Regions from separate parts of the Mus musculus genome. Here regions 2 and 3 are each linked to region 1. The links are chromatin loops, found by intact Hi-C in ENCODE. Cell type or tissue: left cerebral cortex. All regions are shown on one strand. Region 1 holds the start of Malsu1 (mitochondrial assembly of ribosomal large subunit 1). Region 2 holds the start of Tra2a (transformer 2 alpha). Region 3 overlaps Igf2bp3 (insulin-like growth factor 2 mRNA binding protein 3).

Evidence for each region. Hi-C counts contacts between places; a loop is a spot of excess contacts. Peaks named below come from ENCODE experiments on the same cell type or tissue, not always from the same donor. Only the 100,000 strongest peaks of a DNase experiment are listed, where the experiment ranks them.
Region 2: a loop joins it to region 1, with 2.3 times the contacts of the local background. A loop is called at or near these places in 7 of 42 quality-filtered maps.
Region 3: a loop joins it to region 1, with 2.6 times the contacts of the local background. A loop is called at or near these places in 13 of 42 quality-filtered maps.

The regions. Positions count from the first base shown.
Region 1 is chr6:49,070,849-49,078,848 of GRCm38, reverse strand. It overlaps Malsu1 (mitochondrial assembly of ribosomal large subunit 1), which reads right to left and starts at 5,054. Exons shown (of 4, transcript NM_029353.1): 1 at 4,746-5,054; 2 at 3,585-3,763. The coding sequence starts at 4,983. It also overlaps the pseudogene Gm19253. In left cerebral cortex, a CTCF peak has its summit at 4,732; DNase peaks (open chromatin) are centred at 4,560 and 5,049; H3K4me3 peaks cover 1,936 bases; H3K27ac peaks cover 1,691 bases.
Region 2 is chr6:49,259,890-49,267,889 of GRCm38, reverse strand. It overlaps Tra2a (transformer 2 alpha), which reads left to right and starts at 3,838. Exons shown (of 8, transcript NM_198102.2): 1 at 3,838-4,052. The coding sequence starts at 4,017. In left cerebral cortex, no CTCF peak of the experiment used is centred here; DNase peaks (open chromatin) are centred at 3,820, 4,614 and 4,646; H3K4me3 peaks cover 2,434 bases; H3K27ac peaks cover 1,441 bases.
Region 3 is chr6:49,203,919-49,211,918 of GRCm38, reverse strand. All of the region lies in intron 2 of Igf2bp3 (insulin-like growth factor 2 mRNA binding protein 3), which reads left to right. D030074P21Rik (a long non-coding RNA gene) reads left to right here. Exons shown (of 2, transcript XR_869057.2): 1 at 1-2,929; 2 at 5,052-6,109. Among named protein-coding and RNA genes, the nearest start is that of D030074P21Rik, 5.3 kb to the left of the region's middle. In left cerebral cortex, a CTCF peak has its summit at 3,435 (motif pointing right); DNase peaks (open chromatin) are centred at 2,763 and 3,388.

The sequences.
Region 1 (8,000 bases):
GGTGTGGGCTATAATATAAGGCTCTCATCCTAGCTGCATGGAAGTGAGTATTCTGTTAGCAGACTTCAGATGAAGATTTACAACTCTCAGCTCCTCCTGCACCACGCCTGCCTGGATGCTGCCATGTTCCTGGCTTGATAATGGACTGAAGCTCTGAACCTGTAAGCCAGACCCAATTAGATGTCCTTATAAGAGTTGCCTTGGCCAGGTGGTGGTGGTACACACCTTTATTCCCAGCACTTGAGAGGCAGAGGCAGGCGGATTTCTGAGTTCGTGGCCAGCCTGGTCTACAGAGTGAGTTCCAGGACAGCCAGGGCTATACAGAGAAACACTGTCTTGAACTCCCCCCACCCCCCCCCAAAAAAAAAAAGAGTTGCCTTGGCCATGGGGTCTGTTCCTAGTAGTAAAACTCTAAAAGAAGGTTATATGAAGCCAAAGAGAAGGATCCCTACAACAGAAACTTCAAGACACTCAAAAGGACAGACTTTCCCTGCTCCTGGATTGGCAGATAGCATGAAAATGACTTTACTACCAGAATTAATTTACTGCTTTAATGCAATACCTATTGAAATTCCAGTGCTATACTTCACAGGGTTAGAAAAAAAAAATAGTGGAACAAGAAAATACTATGAACAGCCAAAGCAATCCTAAGGAGCAAGAGTGCTGCTGACCCTGAGTTACACTGAGGAGGGAATGGTGAAGACAGCCTAAGACAGCCTGGCATGGGTATACAAATCGACAAGTAGGGGCTGGACAGCTGGCCCTGTGGTTAAGAGCATGTATTCCTTTCAAAGGGCCTGGCTCAGTTCCCTGCACCCACATGGTGGCTCACAACCATCACTAACTCCAGTGCTAGGACATCAACCACCACCTTCTGACCTCCAAAGGGACCAGACACACAAGTGGTGCACATATATATATACAAGCAAGCAGAACACTCGTATACATAAAATTTAAAAATCTAAAACATAATAACTGAATAGATGTGCAGACCAGTGGGATAGTAGAAAACCCAGAACTAAAACTATGCTGTGCCTACTTAATTTTAAAGAAGAGAAAAACAGGTAAATGGCAGATTCAGCAAATGGTGCTGAAAACTGGACATCTATCATAGAAAAACTAGATTGGATTAATATCTTTCACCTTATTAAAAAAAAAAAAAAAAACCTCATGGATCCAGCCTTTAATTTAAAACATGAAGCACTAAAACTTACAGGAACTAGCCCCAAATATCAACGGATGAGACTACTTGGAAATAAAAGACTTTGAGTTTGGTTAATTTCACAGTGTGATGTTTATTATTCATAAGTTCTTTATAATAAATTTTAATTTAAAAGAGGTTAAAAACAGAATGACTGTATGAACCAAATATTCCACCTCTAGGTGCATATCCAAAGTTAAAAGCAATAGACAGTTCTACGGCCATATTTAAAGTAGCAATCACAACAGCCGAGAACTGGGCACAACCCAAGTGTCTATCAACGGGGAAATGGATAAATAAGAAGGTATATACATACAGCAGGGTGCTACTGGGCTGGGGGAGCTCTATGGCAGAGCACCAGCACTCATAGACCCTGGGCTCAATCCTCACCACTGAACAAGGAAAACCAAACACAGGTGAACCTTGGCAACACAATTTGAGTGATATACACTAGTCACAAAAGCTGAACGCTATATGATTCTATTCGGAAGATACTAAAAGTCAAATTCTTTCTTGCCCTTCTCATATAAACATTTTGTAAAAATAATTTGTACTTCTTTACTCTTGTGCAACTTCTCTGAAAACCCTATTTTTTTTAAATACTCAAAAGCCTTAAACCTTGGTAAATTTTCTCCCCCCCCCCCCCCCCAGTTACATCTGAGAGATTCTGCCTTACAACTCTGTCCATCTTTCTTAATCTTCCTGTCTCCAAATACTTCCTAAGAATGCTCCTCCACTTGACTGATGGTGGTGGCATATATCTTTAATCTCAGTACTCGAGAGGCCAAAGTAGGAGGACCTCTGAGTTCAAGACCAGCCTGGTCTGGTAATAAGAAGCAAGTTCCAGGACAGCCATGGCTAAAAAGAAAAACTCTGTCTCAGTAAAAAGAAAGAAAGAAAGAAAGAAAGAAAGAGAGAGAGAGAGAGAGAGAGAGGCCATTTCCTCCACTCTATCATATTGCACTAGGTTTGTTTTCGACCCATTTGTATTTTCAAGGCCTTGTCTAGGCATCCCCAGCTGTTCTTACCTGCCTTTTCTTTGACCAACTACTAACAGAGTGCCTATTCCCCTGTAGAAATGGTGCCACCATCTGCTGGATGCTGCTGGGCACACACTATTTTTTCCTGCTCTGAACCACATTCAATCCAATTAGAAAATGACCCCTCTTCCTTCTTCTGAGAGCCGTGAACTCACAGGGGAAGGACGACATATACTTCACTTTTACCTTCCCAATACTTCAGTGTTTGGGGAACACCTAGGCAGATGGGCCTGGGCTACATTAGCTGAACAAGGTAGACTAACGAAGCTAGAAAGCAGAGTCCTTCTGTTGGTTTCTGCTTTAAGTTTCTGCCGTGGATTCCTGACATGGCTTCTCTTAATGAAAGCCTATAACCTATAAGCTAAAAAAACAAAACACCATTCCTAAACTGCTTCCATCGTGGTTGTTACCACAGCAACAGGAAGCAAACTAGGACAAAAAACACTGTCCAGAACTTTTTGGAAATTATGGAAACTTATATGGCTGTTGAGTATGGTAGAAGTCAGCCACATGTGGAAATCAGGTGTCTGGAAGTGGCGAGTGTAGCTGAAGAACTGGGTTTCAGAGTCTGCTCACATTCGAATGGAGAGAAAGCTGAGCAGGTAAGAGACTTGCTGCTCTAGTAGAGGACCCAAGTTTGGCAGCCATATTTGGTGACTCATGTGCATATACTCACACAGAAACATACACATTCATATCATTTAAAATTGTTTGTTTGTTTGTTTGTTTTTGGAGACAGGGTTTTTCTGTGTAGCCCTGGCTGGCCTGGACTCACTCTGTAGACCAGGATGACCTCAAACTCAGAAATCTGCCTGCCTATACCACCCAAGAAGCTGGGATTAAAGATGTCCCACCACACCCACCTAATTCAAAATGATTTTAAGGGCTTGAGAGTTGACTCAGAGGTTAATAGCATGGGCTCAATTCCCAACAACTACACGGCAGCTCACAGCGCCCTTGAACTCCATTTCTAGGAAGACGACATGCTTTCCTCTGACTTTTGTGGACACTAGACATACACATGAAATAAAAAATAAAAATAAACCTCCAAATCTTTTAAATAATTTTTAAAGCCTTTCACTAGCTAGAGGCTATCACATAGGTGCTACTCTAGAACAGACTCCTAGTGTCTTCTGGCTTGTTTCATGTTATTAATTTTCCTTGTCACAAAAGACACGAATTAGAAATTATCTGGGCTCGACAGAGCTAAGTATTTGCTCCCAAATATTTTACTCTGAGAAACCATAAAAATCACTCTTGGGAATTCTAGAAAGTGGGCTTCCTCTGCAGCCTCTGTGTGTCACTCTCTAGGTAAAGGTTCACAACAAAGGAGAGCATCCTACCATCTTCACAAGGTAGTGGACCATAGCGTGTAAGTGTCGGGTGGAAGTCCCACTCCCAATCACAAAGTAGTCTGTGTATCTCATTTCTGGAGGAACCTGGATCACACAAATGTCTCTTGCATTTTCTTGCCTCAGAAGTGAAACCAGCATATCGATGTCAAACTTGGCACCAATGTGATCTGAAAATGCAGAAACGCTTGTGTCAGATGGCTGAGGAGAATACAGACCTACATTTGTCTACAGAAGCAGACTGACACGAAGTCTCCTGGAGACAGTGGAACTGCTCCCCCTACAAGTGTATTTATATCTAAAATGCTTTGGTGAACACTAGGCAGGAGGATCCCAGGTTCAATGTTAGGCTGAGCAACTCAGAAAGACAAGGTCTAAAGATTTTTTATTTTTAAACTAAAAGACTGAAGGTGTGCTTCAGTGGTGGCATGTACGTGGCCCTGGGTCCAACCCCTAATACCATCTCCATTCAAGACAAACTAAACCAACCAACCAAAAACCAGCTTAAAACTGAACCCGGACAACAGTTCCCTAAAGCACTGCTCAGCTTTCCTAGGTAGAAGGTTCAGATTACGGACACTGGATACTGCGATTACCAAACGGAAGCAGAAGCAAATGTCTTTCTATTTACTAGTACTGAAAGGAACAACACTCCACAAATGCAGAGATGCTACACAACAACCAGCGGCATGATTTGAGGGAGAGGACAATATCCTAGGGCACACGTTAAATCGAATCGCAGATTAAAAAGGTTACTTAACTATACTGTATGGTAGGCGGGTTCTCAAGACAATACCTGGTCCACAGCCTTCAACAGATATGAAGAAACGAGGCTGCTAGGACTAGTGCTACTAAGACCAACCAGTCCACCTGCTACGACCCTGGGCAGATCGTGAGACGGGGTGGATCCTGGGCTGTGAAGCCAAGAGCCGGATGTTGCCCGCTCTATGACTGGAATTTTGACGACAACACGCTACCTTAGCCTCCCTCTAGGACTCTCGGGTACGCAAAGCAAAGTTGGTGCCGACCACCTCCCAAATCCCTTCCAGCTCTGCGTCTGCGCGAATGGCTATTTCTCTTGCCCCCGAAGCGCACAGGAAAGCCCAGGGCCGCCTGGGTCAGGCCGGGCCACCAGGTGTCCTGCCCGCGTACCTGCGGGTCCGGGCTGCAGGCGAGCGTCGCCAGCGGTCCGCTCCTCGGGCTGAGGCCCATGGTGCAGGCCGCGCGTTAGGCTCGGGGTCAGGCAGGTCGCGGGCCTCGCGGGAAGCCATCGCTCTGCCAGCCGCGGAAGCCAGGGAACCGAAGCCATTGCGGGGCCGGCTCTCTGGAAGACCGCCCTGCGCCACAGCAGCGGCCATAAACGCCGCGCGGGCGACCAGCCCGGACCCATAGCTCTCGCCGCGACTTCTCTGGGGGGAGGTGGTGGAGCTTCCGGGCGGCTCCGGGATTCTACGTCACGAAGTGGGCGGGTCTGTAACCGGAAACGGTGATTTAGACGGATTGCCTGGGGAGTAGTTTAAGGAATGAGGAGGACCGTGTGGATGGTGGTGGCTTACGCTTTTACTTTCCGCACTTGGTAGGCCGAGGCAGATCTCTGAATTCAAGGCCAGCCTATTCTACAAAGTGAGTTCCAGGACACCCAGGGATACACAGACAAACCTTGTCTCTCTTTTTTAAAAAAAAGAAAGGAAAGGAAGGAAAAGGAAAAAAAAAAGTGAGCCCAGATAATCTTTATGGGGCTGGAGAAGATGGCTCTATGGTTAAGAGCACTATCTGCTCTTTCAGAGGTCCTGAGAATTGATTCCCAGCAACCACATGGTGGCTCACAACCACCTATAATAGGATCTGATGCCCTCTTCTGTCTTGTAGGCATACATAAATAAATACATCTTAAAAGGAATTAAAGGGTTCCTACCTCTCTCTCTCTCTTTCCTCTTCTTCTTTCTCCTTTCCTTTTCTCCTTCCCTCCCACTTTCTCCAGCCCCTTCAAACCCTCTCTAGCTCTCTCCTTTCTGTTTTTCCTCTCCCCCAAATATGCAGAAATTAACCCTGTCAGATAGGAATTAAGTATTTTTAGCCATTTCCCACTGTCCAAAAAACAAAAAAGCAAACAAACAAAAAACCCTAAATTCAAGAACTAGAAAGATGGCTGAGCAGTCAAAAGTACAGACTGAATTTAATTTCAATGGTATTAAATGCCCTCTTCAGATGAAGTGCACAAACATATTGTACAGACATATAAGTAGGCAAAACACCTGAACACATAAAATTAAAAACACAAAACAAAAATGAATCATACAAAAAAGAAGAAAAAAGTTTGAATGGCGGCATCAGGTATGGTTGATTGCTTTCAAATGAAAGATATGGGTCATTAAATGAAAATCTCAGTGCTGGGTTTGGGATACTATCATCCCTACATTATTGGTCAGGGCAGCTATGGGCCCACCTAAAAACAAGTGAGGCTATTTTGGTTGTCTCCCACAACTAGATGGTAAGACCATACATATTGGTGAAGACAACACTCCTTGTTTTCAAGCTGAAACTAATCTAAAACCTTCTTACCTGCTGCCCAGCTTTCATGGAGTCAGGAGGTGGCATGCAGGTCACTGGGGGAGAAAAGCCATCAGTGGACTTACCCTGAGTGATAATTCCAATGCCAGGCCAGATGCGCCCACTGAGTCAATAGTGCATGAGTTATGGGGTTAGCCAGCCAACCACCTTCTGATTAGATCTGAGCCCTGCCTCACAGGAGGGAATCCATGCCTAGCACTGTAACTCCGGTCAAAACAAAAAACCATGAACACCTATGCGCATAAAGATAGCACTAATTAAACTCAGTGGGCTATACAGAGAAAGGACATGAAGGAGGTGTTATAGCTTGCTAAAAGACCCTCACCCACAAAGAGCACAGAGACCACCATCGTTGCAAAACACATGTGGGATTTACTTATCCAACATGTTGGGGAACCCCCTCTCAGCACACAGGCTGGAGGAGAGATCCAGAACAAAGAAAGAACACACTTTTTATACTTTTGTAAGGGCCAGATATAGGGCACCAGGGTAGTTTGGCTTTTTTTTTTTTTTTTTTTTGCATTTAAAAATGTAGACTTTAATAAGTGTACAGGTCAGCTAGTGGGGCAGTTGACCAAGATACATAATGCAGGAGATACAAGTGACCACCTGGAGTTTCTATACTTCATTCTGCTTACAGAATATTTATTAAGGTTGTTTAATATATAACTTTTCATTTGACATTGTGGAAGTCCTTTATTGCAAAGCGAATCCTTCTGTCTGGTGATAAGCAGCAGCCACGACGATCACTCTGGACCCCCACGCTGGATAAACTCCATTTCCTTTTGAAATATAGGTTTCCTTCTGTATTTCTGAGGTAATGATTTTGTAATTTTTGCAGTGTCTGGTGGCCCCTGGTGCATTAGTAAATCGGGGGACGTACTTCCTTTAGAATGCTGCGAAATGACAGAGGAATGGGAGGGGAGTGCAGCAGACCCCAAAGCTTCTGAGGCACTGAGTTTAGGTTTGTCTCTTCTGTTAGGAAACTTTATTAATGGAGCATGTGGATTCACTACCTGCATGACCCTGGTGGCAGAAGCCATCTTGCTGCCCATCATGACCCCTGAGCTGTTTGACTTATTTTAATTGGTGTAGCCAATAACCTTTTTTAGACATTGGTTGGTTTGTGTAGGGTGACTCTTTATTTTGTCTGTCCTTGTGTTTTTAGTGTGAGTCGGGGCAGGGGAATTGCTACTCTTGTTTTTGACCGTTAAAACTATGATTCTATATTTGTTTAGTCAGCCAACTTTTTTATCTGGCTCTGTACTTGGCCTGCTAGTACAGTTTGGAAAGTTCTTTTGAAGGGGGAAGGTACAGGGTAGTCTTGAATTTATCTTGGATATTACAGAGGGAGGGGTGTTCAGGAAAGTGAAGGGGGAGATGTGGGAGTAGATACAATCAAGATACATTATATACATGAAATCCCACAAAGAACATCTACTATTCTGGATTCAAGTGGGACAAAGACAGTAAAGGCCTGATAGAGGACTGTTCTTGGGTCAGTCCATCACCTACAACCCTTGCATGAAGTTTCCACCAGTGGGCAGCAGTGTAGAGATCACCTCAGTAAGAACACTGGAGTGACCAGGGTCATATACTTAGGGGACAAGCTGAAGCAAGAGCCAAGTATCTGAGAAAAAAAGCTTCCTGAGCAGCCCCAGATACATAGTGGGACACCACCAAACACATAGTAAGGATCCCCCAGGTATTTGATACTATTAATCCTTTAAAGGAAAAAAAGGAACACCAAGCATTAATGTTGGGAGATATTTTATCAAATTCAAAATATTCACCAGGAGTGATGGTGCATGGCTCTAGTCCCACACTTGGGAGGCA
Region 2 (8,000 bases), 190 kb before region 1:
AATACTGGTTGCTCCTAGAGACCGAACTCAGATCCAAGTAATGCTAAGTGACCTTGCCCCCCAAGTTATTCCTGATTGGTGAATAAAGGTGCCTACAGCCTATAGCTGGACAGAAGAGAGATGGGTGGAGTTTAATGTTCCAGTGCTTGGGGTCAAAGGAGAACCATGAGGTGGAAAGAGAAGGAAAATAGCAGAGAAGCTACCGCAGGATAAGGATCTTAAAATAATGGCCATGTGGATTGGCTAATTGGAGTTAAGAGCAGCCCTGAAGAAACATGACAAATTATGTAATGGGATTATTGTCTGGGAAATAGACATAATAGCGCAGAGGACAGATATCTGCCCAGCTCTTGTTCTGATTAAAGCTTATGAAAATTATAACTGTTGTGCACTTTTATCTGGGAACTAAACGATCTAAGATGAGGTAGAAACCCTGGATTGAGATTAAATATAATTTATACAGCAGTAGTCAATCTATGGAACTCATCTTTATGGAAGAGGTCATACGCTTTACAAAGATTTTCATTGTAGACATGCCTTAGACTTTGTGATACACGCGGGACTGCGGTAATTATCAGGAAGCATTTTTCTAAAATTGTGCTGTGTTTAAATATGCCTAAAATAAATCGCCTGAAGTCAGACTCGGGGAGTTTTGAGCCAATCCCAGCTACTTAGTTCTGTTGAACCAGATTTCCTTGTGGCCTCCAGTGGATCAATACACTGTTGGTCTCAGTGGCCACAGATTCACCCCTCCCCCATATATATGTGGAACAGAAACTGGTGTGTGTGTGTGTGTGTGTGTGTGTGTGTGTGTGTCTGCAAGGAACTAGTTGTGAGAAGGATCCCTAAAGGAAGAGATAATGGGGAAGGATAGCAAGAGAGAAATATGAACAAGGTCTACTAATATATGTATGAAATGTCATAGAAATTTATTTTCTTTTTAAAATTATTTTTATTGTATTTTGCTTGAATGAGTGTTTTTCCTGCATGTATGTCTAAGCACCACAAACATGCCTGGTCTCCATAGAGACTAGATGAAGGTTATCAAGTCCCCTGAAACTGGAGCTATAGATGGGTATGAGCTACCATGTGGGTGCTTGGGGATTGAATCCAGGGCCTTTGGAAGAGCACCCAGTGCTTTAATCACTATCTCTTCAGCTCTGAAATCTATTATTTTCTACATTAACTAACATTTTTCATTTGTTGTTGTCTTGAGGCAGATACTCACTGTGCAGCTTAGGATTTATCATAAAGTCCAAAGCTGGACTTGAACTTGTAGCAATTCTCTTCCATCTCCCTTGAAAGTACAGGCCAGATAGAAAAACAAAAAAATAAAAACAAAAGATACAAGGCATTGCATATGGGAAGCACATAGTCTACCACTGAGCTACAGTCCCAGCCCTAACGCTTTTTTCTTAAAGGAATATCTATCTTTATGGATCTTGCAGGTGAAGCAGGGCAACATTATTATTGAAGAAAATGAGAGTTGCACATATCAACTTCAATGCATCTTATCACAATATCGTGAGCTAGAGGGGATGTGATGTTGCATGCCTGTAACCCAAGCACACGATAGGCTGATGCAGGAATGGTCATGCATTCAACTCTATCCTGAGCTACACAGGGAGACTCCATCTCAAAACACGAATAAAACCCACAGTGCTGTTGGGGAGTTAAATTAGAAACACACAAGGGAGCCTGGCATGGTGGCGCACACCTTTAATCCCAGCACTCGGGCGGCAGAGGCAAGCGGATTTCTGAGTTTGAGGCCAGCCTGGTCTACAAAGTGAGCTCCAGGACAGCCAGGGCTATACAGAGAAACCCTGTTTTGAAAAACCAAAAAAAAAACAAAAAAACAAAAAAACAAACAAACAAACAAAAAAAAAAACCCAAAAAAAAAAAAAAAAAAAAGGAAAGAAAGAAACACACAAGGGCTTTGCAGCCCCAAGGAGGGAGCAACAGTGACAACAGGCCAGACCTCTCCCCCACCCCCACCCACTGAGCTCCCAGGGAGCTGGACCACCAACCAAAGAATACACATGGAGGGCCCCATGGCGCTGGCCATATATGTGGCAGAGGATGGCCTTGTTGGACATCAGTGGGAGGAGAGAAGGGGTTTGATGCCCCAGTGTAGGGGAATGCCAGGGCAGGAAGACAGGAGTGGGTGGGTGGGTGGATGGGGGAACACCCTCACAGAGGCAGGGGATGGGGTGGTGGTGGTGGGGGTTTCAGAATGGGAGACCTGGAAAGGGGAAAACATTTGAAATGTAAATAAAGAAAATATCCAATAAAAAATTGAAGAAACAACAATATAGTAAATCAGGAATGTGCTGTTCTAAATGCACTTACAAAATAACACTACATATTAACTTACATGATATTACATGAATAGAAGGGTAAGTATTTAATAATGAGCTCTCTGAAAGAAAGAGGAAGAAAAATGATTTGCTGATATTCACAACATAAATCTTCCTGTTGTGGCTGAGTCCAAACCATTAAGAGTTTAATAATGGGGGCTGGAGGGATAGCTCAGCGGTTAAGAGCACTGACTGCTCTTCTGAAGGTCCTGAGTTCAAATCCCAGCAACCACATGGTGGTTCACAGCCATCCATAATGAGATCTAACACCCTCTTCTGGTGTGTCTGAAGACAGCTACAGTGTACTTACATATAATAAATCTTTTTTTTTTTAAAGAGTTTGATAACTAGCTCTCTGACATTTCTGATAGGCTCTCTTTTTATATCTCAGGTTGGCTGGAACTTCCAACAGTCCTTCCTTCTAGACGCCTAAGTGGTGGGATCACAGGCACAGATCACCACACCCAGCTATTTCAGGTCTTTGTGAATTCATTATTTGTGCTGGTGTTCCTTATTTTTCTAGAGCAAGAAGTATGGATACTAATGTTGCCAAACAATATATTCCCCCAATTTATTTTTATTTATTTACATGTTCTACAGTGTTGAGGACTAAACCCAGAGCCTAGTACATGCTAGGTGTGCTGGATAATTTTCTATCAACTTGGCACAGATAAGGTCACCTGAGAGGAGGGAACTTCAATTAAAATGCCCCCCGCTGTGGTGGGAGCTCATGCCTTTATTCCCAGAACTTGGGAGGCAGAGGCAGGCAGATTTCTGTGAGTTCCAGGCCAGCCTGGTCTACAGAGGGAGTTCCAGGACAGCCAGGGTTACACAGAAACCCTGTCTTGAGGTTTGGAAGCAGAGAAGAGTGAGAAACTCATGGCTTTTCAGTATAACCCCATCTGTGTATATATTGTTATTTCAACGTTTAAAAGGGCAGATACTAGCCGGGCGTGGTGGCTCACGCCTTTAATCCCAGCACTCGGAAGGCAGAGGCAGGCAGATTTCTGAGTTCGAGGCCAGCCTGGCCTACAAAGTGAGTTCCAGGACAGCCAAGGCTATACAGAGAAACCCTGTCTCTGTAAAAAAACCAAACCAAAAAAAAAAAAAGGGGGGGGGGCAGATACTGGGGATAAGGAAAACTCAGCTGGAAAAGTCGGTTTGTTTGTTGGGTTTTTGTTTGCTTGTTTTTGGTTGGTTTGTTTTGCTATGCAAGAAAGACCTGAGTTCCATACCTAAAGAGAACAAAACCAAAAAAACTCAAGAACAAAACCCCACAGGCAAAGCCAGGCGATGACACACGCCTTTAATTCCAGCACCCGGAGGACAAACCGACCCAACGCCAAACAGCAAGCTCTTGAAACCCGCCAATCTCCCGCGCTAGGCCAGGCGGACACAAAGCCTCCCGGGGCGGAGGCGGGGTTCGCGACGACGTCATCACAGGTCCGCCCCTTGACGTCAGGCGCCGGGGACACCAGGAGGTTTCTGGCGGCACGGGCGCCATTTTGCCTGAACGTGCGAGCTGGTGGGAGTGGAACGCACTGGCCGTTGTAGCCGTCGCCTTCTTCCTCCCCACAGTCCGAACAGCGCGGTGACTAGGCCGTCGGCCCTCGAGCCGAGACATATCTCTTATTTAGTTCTCGGGAGCGCCTGGCCGACATGAGTGATGTAGAGGAGAACAACTTCGAGGGCAGAGTGAGTACAAAGCCGCGGGAGCCGTCTTCGGCGGCGGCCCGATGCTCCGGGGCTCGGGGACGAGCGCGGTCGGTCGGGCGAGGTGGCGGGGCCCTCAGGAGCAGCCTTGAGGGCCACCGCGAGCGCGTCACGTCCCAAGATGGCTTCGGGGTCCCCCTGCGTGCCCAGATGCCCCACTAGCCCGCAGCGCTCCTTTCTGGCGGCTGACTGGTACCTGGCCTGGTCCTATCCTCTCCTGTCGCTCCCTTTCCTCTCAGCTTCCCATCTCTGCTCCGAGGTGCGGGTCCCCGGCGCGGTGGGGCAGGAGGCGGCGGGGCGCTCCCTCCGGCCGGATAGTGGTAGGTGCTTCCTGCGGTGGCATCTCGGGCCACCACCACCCCTCCTCCGGCCATCGCAGCGGGGTCTCGGGGTCAGAAGTGCGCGGGGCTGCTGTCCGGGCGGGGAATCGCTGGCGCGGGACTAGCTGGGGCCTGTTGTCTCCTTGGCTCTCTGTTGCAGTGAGCGGCCGCGTCTCCGTCGGAACCGGCGGCGTCGCGTCTGTAAAGGCGAAAGCCTTGAGGTTGAAGGTGGGACGAGCCCAGTGAAGTGGTTAGTCAACGACCGCAGCGACCCTTAAGAGTCCTTAAGACGAGAGCGAGCGGGGAAGGGAAAACTACGCAAGAGCCTTTCCCCTTAATGTCCTCTTTCCTTTCGCTTCTAAATGAATGTGGAAATGCAGTGACGCCTGTTTTCCTAACAGCTAGATGTTGGGTTCTTTATGTCTCAACTTCCAAAGCTTTCCTTCCTGTGACCATTCCTCTGAAAACTCCTTTACAGATCTTTATGGCTAAACTGCCAAGACATCTTACTTTAAACCTTACGTAACTGAACAAATTTCTTGCCTCAGTTTTCAAAAAAGAAAAGAAAAAAGCTAATCATTGTTAACTCAAAAGATTATACCTGAAATTTACAGACCCTCCCCCGTTTTTCTCACCCATTCCCCGGAAAAGGGACTCAAGACTTTGGTTATCTGAGGTCTTGTGAGTATAAACCGTATATTCACAAAGCTTGAGTATATTATTAGAACGTTACCGGTTTTTGAGTTTTATTCCGAAGTTACCCTAGTATTGGAAATTAATGGAAGTGAGTCCTGGTAAAACCATGGAAGGAAAAAAAAGGGAAACAAAAGTCCCATGGTACTCGAGGGCTGGCAGTTGTGTTGGTATTCTAGTGGAGGAGGGGCGGGTGGAAAAAAGCCGCTGGAGGGCTTTGCTGAAGGAAAGAATTTGTCCCTTTTGGAAGCTCGGGATTTAGACACCTGTACTCTGTCAGTCAAGTCATATACGGTCAGTTAGGGTTTTGATCTTGAGAAAAGAGGGTGCATTTTGTTTGTTTATTTTTTTATTTAATGCACTAGGACAAGGTCATAACTACATTTAACTTTGATTGGATTATTTGAATGAAATTTGCACACAACGATTGAGTTGAACCTGCTTACTATTTTTAGGATTGTTTTATTGTACTAACAACTTTTAAAGACTATGAAGTAAATATTTCACGTAGTTGTATTACTTGTGAAACTAAGTAATTAGGAAAAGACGGTTGGGGTTTGGGTGTGTTGTTTTGTTGTTATTGTTCCTGGTTTAGTCTGTGGGACTTGTACCAGTGTTGCTCTGATGGCTCTGATTGCTGCTCTGGTTCTCCCATTTGTCCTCTAGTGGAAGGAGTAGTGGATAATTACCACCTTCCCACAAATTATTGAAGATTCCTATCCACTTTTCAGTTTATTTAGGTATTAACAACCTAGTTAACAGATAGGGACTTTCTAGCTCCCTCTCTTCTGCCATTAGTAGTACAGCAGTACCTGTGGTTCAGTTTACATCAGCGCTTTCAGGGTCAGTTACAGCTCTTTAAGATGTAACAGTTTTTGTTTTGTATTCTTAAATTATGATTGAACAGACTTGTAATTACATAAAGAATTAGAAGGCTAGAGGCTTGTGGGGGGGTTCATATTGATTTTTGTTGTTTTTGAGCTTTGTGGGAGTGGAACCCAGGCCTTTTGCATACCAGGCAAGTGCTGTACCACTCCTCTTCTTAAAGCAGCTAAGTATTTAAATACAGTGCTTTGTTTTTTTTGTTTTGGTGGGAGGTTGTATGCTTTTTCCCCCCTGTTGACCATAATTGCTATGCCCCTTTATCATTGCCTGTAGAGGTGTCTGAGGGCAGCTTCCTAAGAGAGATGTTTGAATGATGTGTTGAAGTTATTTACATGGTAGTTAGACTTCAAACTCTTCTCATTACCCTAAACTAGGGGAGGCATTGACAGGTCAGTAGTCAAATGCTGGGCCTATTGGGTATTTTTAAAAGATTATTAATATAGGGTTTTTATTATTATTTCCCTTCTGTTGGAATTTATTGGGAAGATTGCATCTGATACATAAAGTGAATGATTGGACTTTATCTTTAGGTGTAACAGGGAGCATGTTAATCCTTTCTCAGTAAAAGTGTTCAAGATTAGGTGGAGGGTTCCTAGAATGGACCAAACACTGAAGATAAAATATATAAATATATCTATGCTTACAATATTTTAGAATTCAGCCTTCTTGGGTGCATTTTTATTTATTGCTTGTAATAATATAGCAAGGGCTAGGGTGCTGTCAACATTTTAGAAATGAAGAACTACCCAGGAGGTGCTGCTGGTCCACACCTATGCACTTGGGGGTCAGAGGCAGTTGGAGTTTGAGGCTAGCCTGGTCTGCTGAGCAAGTTCCAGGACAGCCAGGGCTACACAGGGAGAAAAAAAAAAAAGAGGAGCTGGAAAGATAGCTTAGTGGTTAAGAACACTGACTGTTCTTCCAGAGAACTTGGGTTGGATTTCCAGCACCCACATGGCAGCTCACAGCTGTCTGTAATTCCAGGATCATCACTCACGGACATACATGCAGACAAAACATCAGTGCACATAAAATAAAAGTTAGAAAAATTATAAAAGGAAATAAGGTAAGAGAGTACAAGAACAAACCAAGACATGGAAGACCACATAAGCCCCAGTTTACTGTCCATTGTATATACACAGTCCTGTATGTGTTCAGATTTTTCTTTGTGAAGAGCACATTGTACTTAACTGTATTGACCCATGAATAGAGTTTGCTAAAAGTATTTATTCAAGCCATATTAGGTTGTATATTTTACTTTGTGTCTGGATGTTTTGCCTGCATATATGTCTGTATACCACACATGTACAATGCCTAAGGAAGCCAGAAGAGGAAATCATATCTCCTGGGACTAGGGTTGCAGGTGGTTGTGAGATACCAAGAATTTGTCTTAATTTCAGGTGACTGCCAATTTAAACCTGGGTTTAAAAACAAAAATACTGTCATTAAGTGTATTAGTGCCGAAATAGTGACAGATATATGTGCAGCCAAGATAACAAAGGGTTTCGAATTCTAGGCTTAAGGATTCAGACTTGAATCCAGCGCTCACTAAGGGCCATCTATGAGCTCTTCATTTTGGAAACCTATGATTAAAAAGACTGGCACAGGAGCAGTAGAATGCAACTTGAATTATTTATGGCAGAAACCCTTTTCAAGAAATACAGGAGAATGATTGTGCCATTACAAAAAAAAAAAAATCCAGTTCTGGGTGTGCTGTGGCACATCATTAATTCCAGGCACTTGGAAGCCAGAGGCAGACAGATCTCTGAATTCCAGGTCAGCCAGGGTGTAAGTAAGGTCTTGCCCCTCAAAACAAAACAATAAAAATCGTAACAGGTCCATAAACAACTTAACTTGGTCCGCACATATATCAATTTAGGAAGATGCCGAGATGTTTTGAGACAGGGTTTTACTGAAGCTCAATCACGTGCTTTCCTTAACTCAGGAACCTTTCCTTTCAGCTTCTCCTCGGTACTGGAATTTATAGCCAGAGGCCACCACACCCAGTGTTCTTTTGAAACTGGGAAAGAGGGAA
Region 3 (8,000 bases), 130 kb before region 1:
TTTGGAAAAACGAACCTTATTGCACACATGCTAGTTGGTTTCATGTTTATCCAGTGTGTCTTAGTGCTTGTCCCTCCGGCCCCCTTCCCGTCACTCCCCTCTCCCCCCCAATCTTTCAAGGGGTTGGTTTATGCAGGCGAGCACTCTACCACTTGAGGCACACCCTTAGCTCTTGGTTTTTAAATCCACTGTAGAATTAAAAGTAAGCAATACAACAAAACGAAGAGCTGGTGTTGTACCCTATTAGTAGAATGATTGCCTAGCATGCCAGAGGCCTTCCACTCCAGAATCCTTGGGCAGGGCAAATGATTATAATTAACAAAGGGACTGTTGTGAATTTAAAACATTAAATGTCTTTTTAAATTTAAAAACATTAAGTGAGTTTTTCAGCTCCAGCTAATGGGTTGACCTCAGTTTGCTGTATCCTCTGTTTTTTATTTTTGAAGTTAATGTCTTCCCATGTGTGGAGAATTAATTTAGGAACTTGGGTAACAACTGCTAGTCTTCCTCCTAAAGCTTTGCTTATGCTGGAAACAGTTACTTGTTACTGTTTGAATTGCAGGGTTCCTCTTTTGGAAGACTAGGAGATAGTAACAAGTGGGGGCAAATGTTTACTGGACGCTTGCTTCTTCAGTTTATTAATAACAACAGAAGCTTTTCCTGCCCTGGCCCCCCACCCCACTACCAGAATGCGTAGGGTTTTAAATGTGGTCTTACTAGCCAGTGACGTAGGCCTTACAGGTAGAGTGAAGTGAGCTGACGGAGTACCTTTCTGTTTTTCTGACTTGGGAGCAGTTGAGTGCTAGAAATCCTTTACTGAAGTGTTTTGCATAAAGACTTCTGTGTCTCTCTGGAAACTTTAGTGTTCATCTCCATTATAGTTTAGTTTTCACTGACCCTTGAAGCTGTGCAGTTCTTCTTATCTGGACCCTTCCATCATTTCACAGGCTCTGGAAGAGCCAGGAAGTGACCTGGCCCCTATGTGCGCACTCACCCACCTATGGCAAGGTGTGGATTATTTTGTTAGTGATTGATCATGTGGATTGCTTTGATAGTGACTTGATTGCACAGCACAGTCAGATCGATTGGTCGTCAGGGTAGCCTGCTGAACTTTGGGATGGAGTTTGTTATGCTTTGCAGTCATTTTCCACCACTATGTGGGCATCTGAGGCAGGCACGCCTACTTGCAGGGCAGTGACCTTTATACCTGTTTGCAAGGCATGTCGGGAGGAGCCGAGTGCTGGGGAATGTTTCTGGCCGCACTGAGAGGGATGGACAGGGGAGCAGGCACAGAGGTGATTGGATGCTTGCAGGCTGGCTGCAAGCTGAGCTGGGCGGGACCCGTGCAGGAAGGGGGTATTGTTGAGTTTGGTTCAAACCAAGCTTAGTTCCCCATTACTGAAGTCTCAAGGGAATGTGGAAGGAATGTGGCTTTTCTGCATTCAGACGCCCCTCTGTTGTAGATTACAGCGGAGTGCACAGGGCCCGAGGATCCCTGTTTGCAGAAAAGAAGCATGCTTTGGACTTTGAGATGGTGTTACACCCTCAGTTCCAAAATCAAGAAAAGATACAGCATGGGAAGGCTTGATAGCTTCCAGAGGCAGGCCTGATTTTTTTTTTTTTTTTTTTTTTAACTCTCGGATTTGAGGTGAGTGAGGAAGAAGTTTTGCCTAGGAAGGATTGTAGCAGTCCTAGGAAGGATTGTTTGGGAGGGCCTGTGGTGTCTGTAGGGCTTCTGGACTCTGCTGTTTGCTTATGTACAAGGTACCGCTGCCCTGTTTTCGTTATGCTGTGGGCTGTTGGGCACAAGAGAAGAAATGTAAAGTTGCTGACACTGCACAACTGAGACATGGTGGTTTTAGCTAAATTTCCATGACTTTCAGATTCATGATCCCTTTTTTCCTATTTTCAGTTTTTCACAGCCTACTCATATTTAATCAGAGTTGTGATTTATTTAGCTATTAACCTTGGTTATAAATATTTGAGTAAAGGAGAAAAAAAATCATAAGATGTTATAGTTAATATGAACCAAGAAAGATCCTTAGTTTGTGGTTCTAACACTCAAGTACTTCATATTCTTAACAAGAAGATAAAGAGAACAACCTACTTTGATACTGGAATCTTGTGCTTGCAGTGTCAGTTGAGTAGAAGTTGCTGGGACGTTAATTTCATCTCACTGTAAGTGGCTATTTAAAAACCTAGTGTGCTGCCTCAGTGGCTGTTAAGTGTAGAATAGAAGGATGCCCTGTGCCCATTAGCCCAGGACGTTGTAACTGCTGGCTGTGGGGCCAGCTTCAGAGTCAGGATAGCAAACACTGTTTTCAGCATTGAACATTTAAACACAAGCTATTCCTTAGTGGTCTGGGACAGATAGTCTCACTTTTGAATCGTGGCTTAACGTTAGGGAACTTGGCTGGGGAGGAATTTCAAGCAGAGTTATCTTTTCAGTGCACAACATAAACTTGGCACTGTGTGACTAAGTGCTTGTGGCTGGAGGGATTTTTTGATTTTTTTTTCCCCCAATTTCCTACTTGTTCAATATAGTTAGAATTTGTGAGATTTCTTATTTTGGCCTTAAAAGGATCTTTTAGGAAGCAAATGGATGTTGCTAAGTAGCTTCTTCTATGTTTTTTTCACAGTTGCCCTGAGAAAGATGTTACTGAAATATCACATGCATCCGGAGCCAATGGGAGTAGGGAGCCTGTCCTCTGAGCCAATGGGAATAGGGAGCCTGTCCTCTGAGCCAATGGGAATAGGGAGCCCGTCCTCTGAGCCAATAGGAATAGGGAGCCCATCCTCAGAGCCAATAGGAATAGGGAGCCTGTCCTCAGCTCTTGGCCCTGGTTTTTTACCTTTGTGGCTGCTGAGACTCTTGTTCAGGACCAGACGCCTTTTGTGACAAACTCTAAGGGGCATCATTCGTTCCGAGGTTTGGGCACTTTCCTGGAAGCAAATGGGTTCTTGGATAGGCTTCAGATTAAAAATATCTTTTGGAAGTACAGAGATCCAGTGCTTTCCCTCTGTGGAGCTTCACTTGAAAATTTCTGTAGCAGGGTAGTTACGTAGCTTTCCCCCACCTTTTTCCTGTGTACAACTTTCAGGCAGTCAGTGAGTGGAAAATTATCTTTGCCATGCTTTGAAGCCCTTTGTGAGCCCCGCCGCTGTGTGTGTTGTCATAGGCCCGGGATCTTGAATTAAAGCGAGGCTGTTGAACCACCTCCATTTTGGTGAGAAACTCCCCTGCAGTTGTCCTTAGCAGCTTCCCTAGCAGTAACTAATTCTTGACAGGTATGAATTATCTGTTTGCTCACTCTGACAGTTGGTTTGGACTGCGAGGAAGGAGAAGCAGAAAGATGGTTTGGCTGTGCTATTCTTAGCTCTGTTTCCTCTATCAACTGTTGCCTCTGATTCAAGCTTCCAGAGTCACAAGACAGGAGGTGGCACTGTGGTAGCAGTGACCAAAGGATTGCATTCTTAGTTAGGATTTCTGCCCTGTATGTCCGATGTTTACAAATTAATTGGCTTGTACTGCCAGGGTTTTGCTCGAAGGCTGGTGGTAGGCATACTTTGTAGTGCTCTGTTAAAATGGAAGGTTTAATTTATCATGACCTGATGTTCTGTCTGGTAAGTGCTTAGCATTAGTGAATAAATAGTATCAAATATTAACATGGGATGTGAATTTTATTGTCTGAAGGGGGGGGGGACGGGGACGGACGACACACGACCCGTACCAGTTGTACATGTTTTAAAGAATTATCCTGAGACCATTTAACTTGATTAGGAAATAGTTTGAACTTACTAAGAAAACCGTAGTAGAGCTGTAAGAGGAAACGACCAAGTGTAGATTTTCCTTTTCCTTGAATCGTAGATCTTGCTGTATGACCCAGGCTCACTGCAGGTTCTTTTCTTTTCTTTTCTTTTCTTTTCTTTTCTTTTCTTTTCTTTTTTTTTGTTTTTTTTTTTTTTTTTGTTTTTTTTTTTTGAGACAGGGTTTCTCTGTGTTGTCCTGGCTGTCCTGGAACTCACTCTGTAGACCAGGCTGGCCTCAAACTCAGAAATCCGCCTGCCTCTGCCTCCCAAGTGCTGGGATTAAAGGCGAGCGCCACAACTCTTTCTGTTTCTATGAGTCTGTTAGGTGGTTGGTTCTGTCCCACATGACTTCGTTTTGGGTGATTTACTAAAACTGGAATAAAGAGTCCTAGAGGAATCTCCCTCATAACTGGACCCTTGGTGCTTATCCTTGTAAAATCTTGGTGGTGTCAGTTAGTAGCCAAAAAAGGTCCTCCCCTCCACATCCCTCCCCTGAGATTGGCACGTTGTTATCTTTGTCTCATTAAGGAAATTTATCAGGCCAAACTGGATGCAAGAAAGATAAGGAAATAGTCTCTGTCTGCAGATGGTAGAGTTGTGTACATGATCATCATGGGAGGGGTTGGTGGGTGGTAGCCATCTTTACATTTTTACACAGGTGCTGGGGATTACAGTCAGAGTAGGAAGCTCTCTCCTGCAGCTTCATATCCCAGGCCTTTATTTTTTGGCATTGCTGTGTGGCCCAGAATTATCTCTAGTCTTAACATATATTTGGGAAAAATCTTTAACATTAATTGTTGTTTCTGCTAAAGGGGCTACTGGCTTCAAATGCTTGGAACAGAAAATTTATGAAAATTGGACTGAAGGTGTACCCTAGTGGTAGAGTGTTTATTATCTACCATATTCAAGTCCAGGGTTCAATTTTCAGTACTGAAAACATTTTAAAATTGTTTTTATCAGTAGAAATGGAGAACCAATCTCTGCTTTTATTTTCTTGGAAGAAATGTGTTTGTATTAGCCAAGGCTCTGTATGTTTCTAAGAAGCAGTCTCAGTAACTGCTGAAGAATGAGATCAGAATGTTGAGAATCAAGGATGACAAGATGTTTTGGTTAGAGCAACAGTGTGGAAGAGGACCATGATTGGAGAAGGGACAGACTCTGGGTGGAAGGTAGAAACTTTACTTTCAGCAATTTTCTAGTAGAAATAAAAAAGAGATGGAGAAGGCATTTGTATCTTTCAGTCTGGAGCTCAAAGAAATGAAGAAGGTGGATGGAGACTGACTCATGTGCTTGAAACCATCAAATTGTTCAAGATCATCAAGGGACTGAGCCTAAGGCTCTGTCGGAGGAGGGAGAAGCCACTGAAACAGGGTGAGCTAATTCTCACACCATGGTGATGTGTGGGATGAGAACTAGCTCAGTGCCATACAAAGAAACTCACCAGCAAAGTGAAAGTAACTTGGCAAGGCAAGCTCTTTTTGTAAAAAGGATTTGCCAGAGGGGTTGGAGAGATAGACCAGTGGTTTAGAGCCCTGGCTCCTCTCCCAGAGGATTCAGATTTGGTTCCCATCATCTATATGGCAGCTCCATATAAGGTAACTCCAGCCCCAGCAGATCCAATGCTCCCTCTGTCCTCTGTAGGCACCAGGTGCCCATGTGGTGCACATATGTATATACAGGTAAAAAGACTCATACACAGAAAACAAAAGTAAACAAGTCTCTAAATGAGTGGGGGAAAGGTGTGTGTATGTGAGTAGAGACTAGGAACAGAGATAGCCTTTGTGTTTCATCCCTAACTGAGGTAGTGACTGTGTCTCATCTCATTGATCAGAGTTTGACCTCACAGTCTGATGTGATTGGCTCTTCAGCAGGTAGGAGAAGGGGAAGAAGGATCAGGGAGTAACGAGTCCTTTTTGGGTTCACTGCCTTGATGGGAAAAAAAAAAAAAAAACACTTTCTTTACAATGGTCAGAGGGAGTGTTTTGAGGAAAAGTTAAATAGACTGGAAAAGGAGGTATAGTCACCTGGGTTGGGTCCTGCTCAGGAGTTCCGTGCTGTAGATGAGTATGTGAGTTGAGGTGGTGTTAAATCTCAGTCTTTGGTGCAGAGGAGAGGGCCCAACATTTAAGCTCGTTTTTTTGCTATTGCAGGGGACCCAGGACTCACATGGTGGCTCGTAACCATCTGTTACTCTAACATCCAATTCTGACCTGTAGGCGCCAGTCATCTACAAGATGCATAGACACATGTAGGCAAAACACTTATACACATAAAATAAAACTGAAAACAAGAATTTAAACAATCTGCCTTCATTTGCCTCCAGCGTGCTGGGATTAAAGACATAGAGACCACATCTATATATCTCTTAAAGAAAAATAAGCAACTAACTCATTATTCTGGTTCTACTGCTGAAAGAGAATGGGTGTATGATATTTCAATGACCTGGAATATAACATTTCTTCCAGATTTCATTTATTAGGCTCTTAATTTCTAGAAACAGTTATAAGTTTATTATTTCTAATTTGTTAGAGCTGGAAGATTCCCCTAACTTCAGTAAATCGTCTTGTTTAACAGACAAAACCTGTTTGTGACATCTGACCATGTCTGGTGCATTTCACTATTTCTGTTCATGGTGAGCTCAGTTTCTTGTTTGTTTTTTGGGGGGCGGGGTTTGAGACAGGGTTTCTCTGTGTAGCCCTGGCTGTCCTGGAACTCACTCTGTAGACCAGGCTGGCCTCGAACTCAGAAATCTGCCTGCCTCTGCCTCCCGAGTGCTGTGATTAAAGGCGTGCGCCACCATGCCCAGCTCGTGAGCTCAGTTTCTTAAACAAGTCATACTGCTTTTTACTAACATGCATTTGGGAAATCCTCTAGAGCTGTCTTAGCAAAAGGATGAGGTGAAGTTTAGATCTTCTGTAGAACATCATGATTTGACAAACAGAGTTTGAAATTGGTGGTCAAGTCATTATGGATAGCATAGGCTAGTTTTAATTAGTTTACTCTGTAGCTCAGGCTGGCCTCAAACTCTAAATTCTCTAGTCACAGCCTCCCCTACTGCTGGGGTTACAGGCATATATCACCACATCTAGCTCCTTAAAGTTAGTCATTTGGTTGTTTTGGATGCTGGGAGAAGTTAAGTATAGTTTTCATTTTACTCAACTTGTGCTACAAGAAATACGATCTTTTGAAAGTGCCTAAATTCTTCCTTAATTTTGAAAATCTCATGCCAGATGAGAGCAGGCTCTTCAGTTGTAAATTCTACCTTTGATGGCCACCTTAGCTGCAGGAATGAAGTGTTTTCTTAGATCAGCTGACCGTGAGGGACTTGGCTTCCTGTCAAGACTTGTGTTTGGGTAAGTTCTTTGATCAGTATCAGTAAAATGCTCTTTGGCACTGAAGAGCTGGCTCAGCAGTAAAGAACAGGTTAAAAGTAGGCATTGCTCTTCCAAAGGACCAGAGTTCAAGTCTCAGCACCAACTCATAACCACCTGTAACTCCAGTTCCAGGCCGTCTGACTTCTGCTTCCAAGGCACCTATATACATATGACTTACACAACACAACACATACACACAAAATTAAAATCTTTCTTTAAAAAGTGCTACTTTCAGGCTGGAGAGATGGCTCAGCGGTTAAGAGCACTGTCTGTACTTCTAGAGGTCCTGAGTTTAATTCCCAGCAACCACATGGTGGTTCACAACCATCTGTAATGGGATTCGATGCCCTCTTCCAGTGTGTCTGAAGATAGCGACAGTGTACTTACATACATAAAATAAATAAATCTTTTAAAAAGCTGCTACTTTCTCAAAATATTAGACACCTACTGTTTCCAGGAAGGAAAATTAAACAGACAAACTGTATATTCTTCTGTGGTATTGCTTTACTGAAGGATTCTTCACAGAGCCCTTGGGAGAGGAGACTGGCCCGCAACACTACACTGTGGAGCCGACTGCTGGCCCCCTCGTGCAAATCCTCAAGTGTATTACACGGCAGCTCCATCTTGTTTGTTAGGATACGGCAAGGCAGAGACTGTTTCTTGCCAGCTTGGAAGTCTTTGAAGGATTGGCTTACTACTGTCTTTATTTAATAAAGACAGGTCAAGATAGTTGAGAATCATAGTTTATTTCGGAGTGAAACCCTTCAGGGGTCTTAATTTTGTTTTGTTTTTGCAGACAGAGTCTTAGGAGCCAAG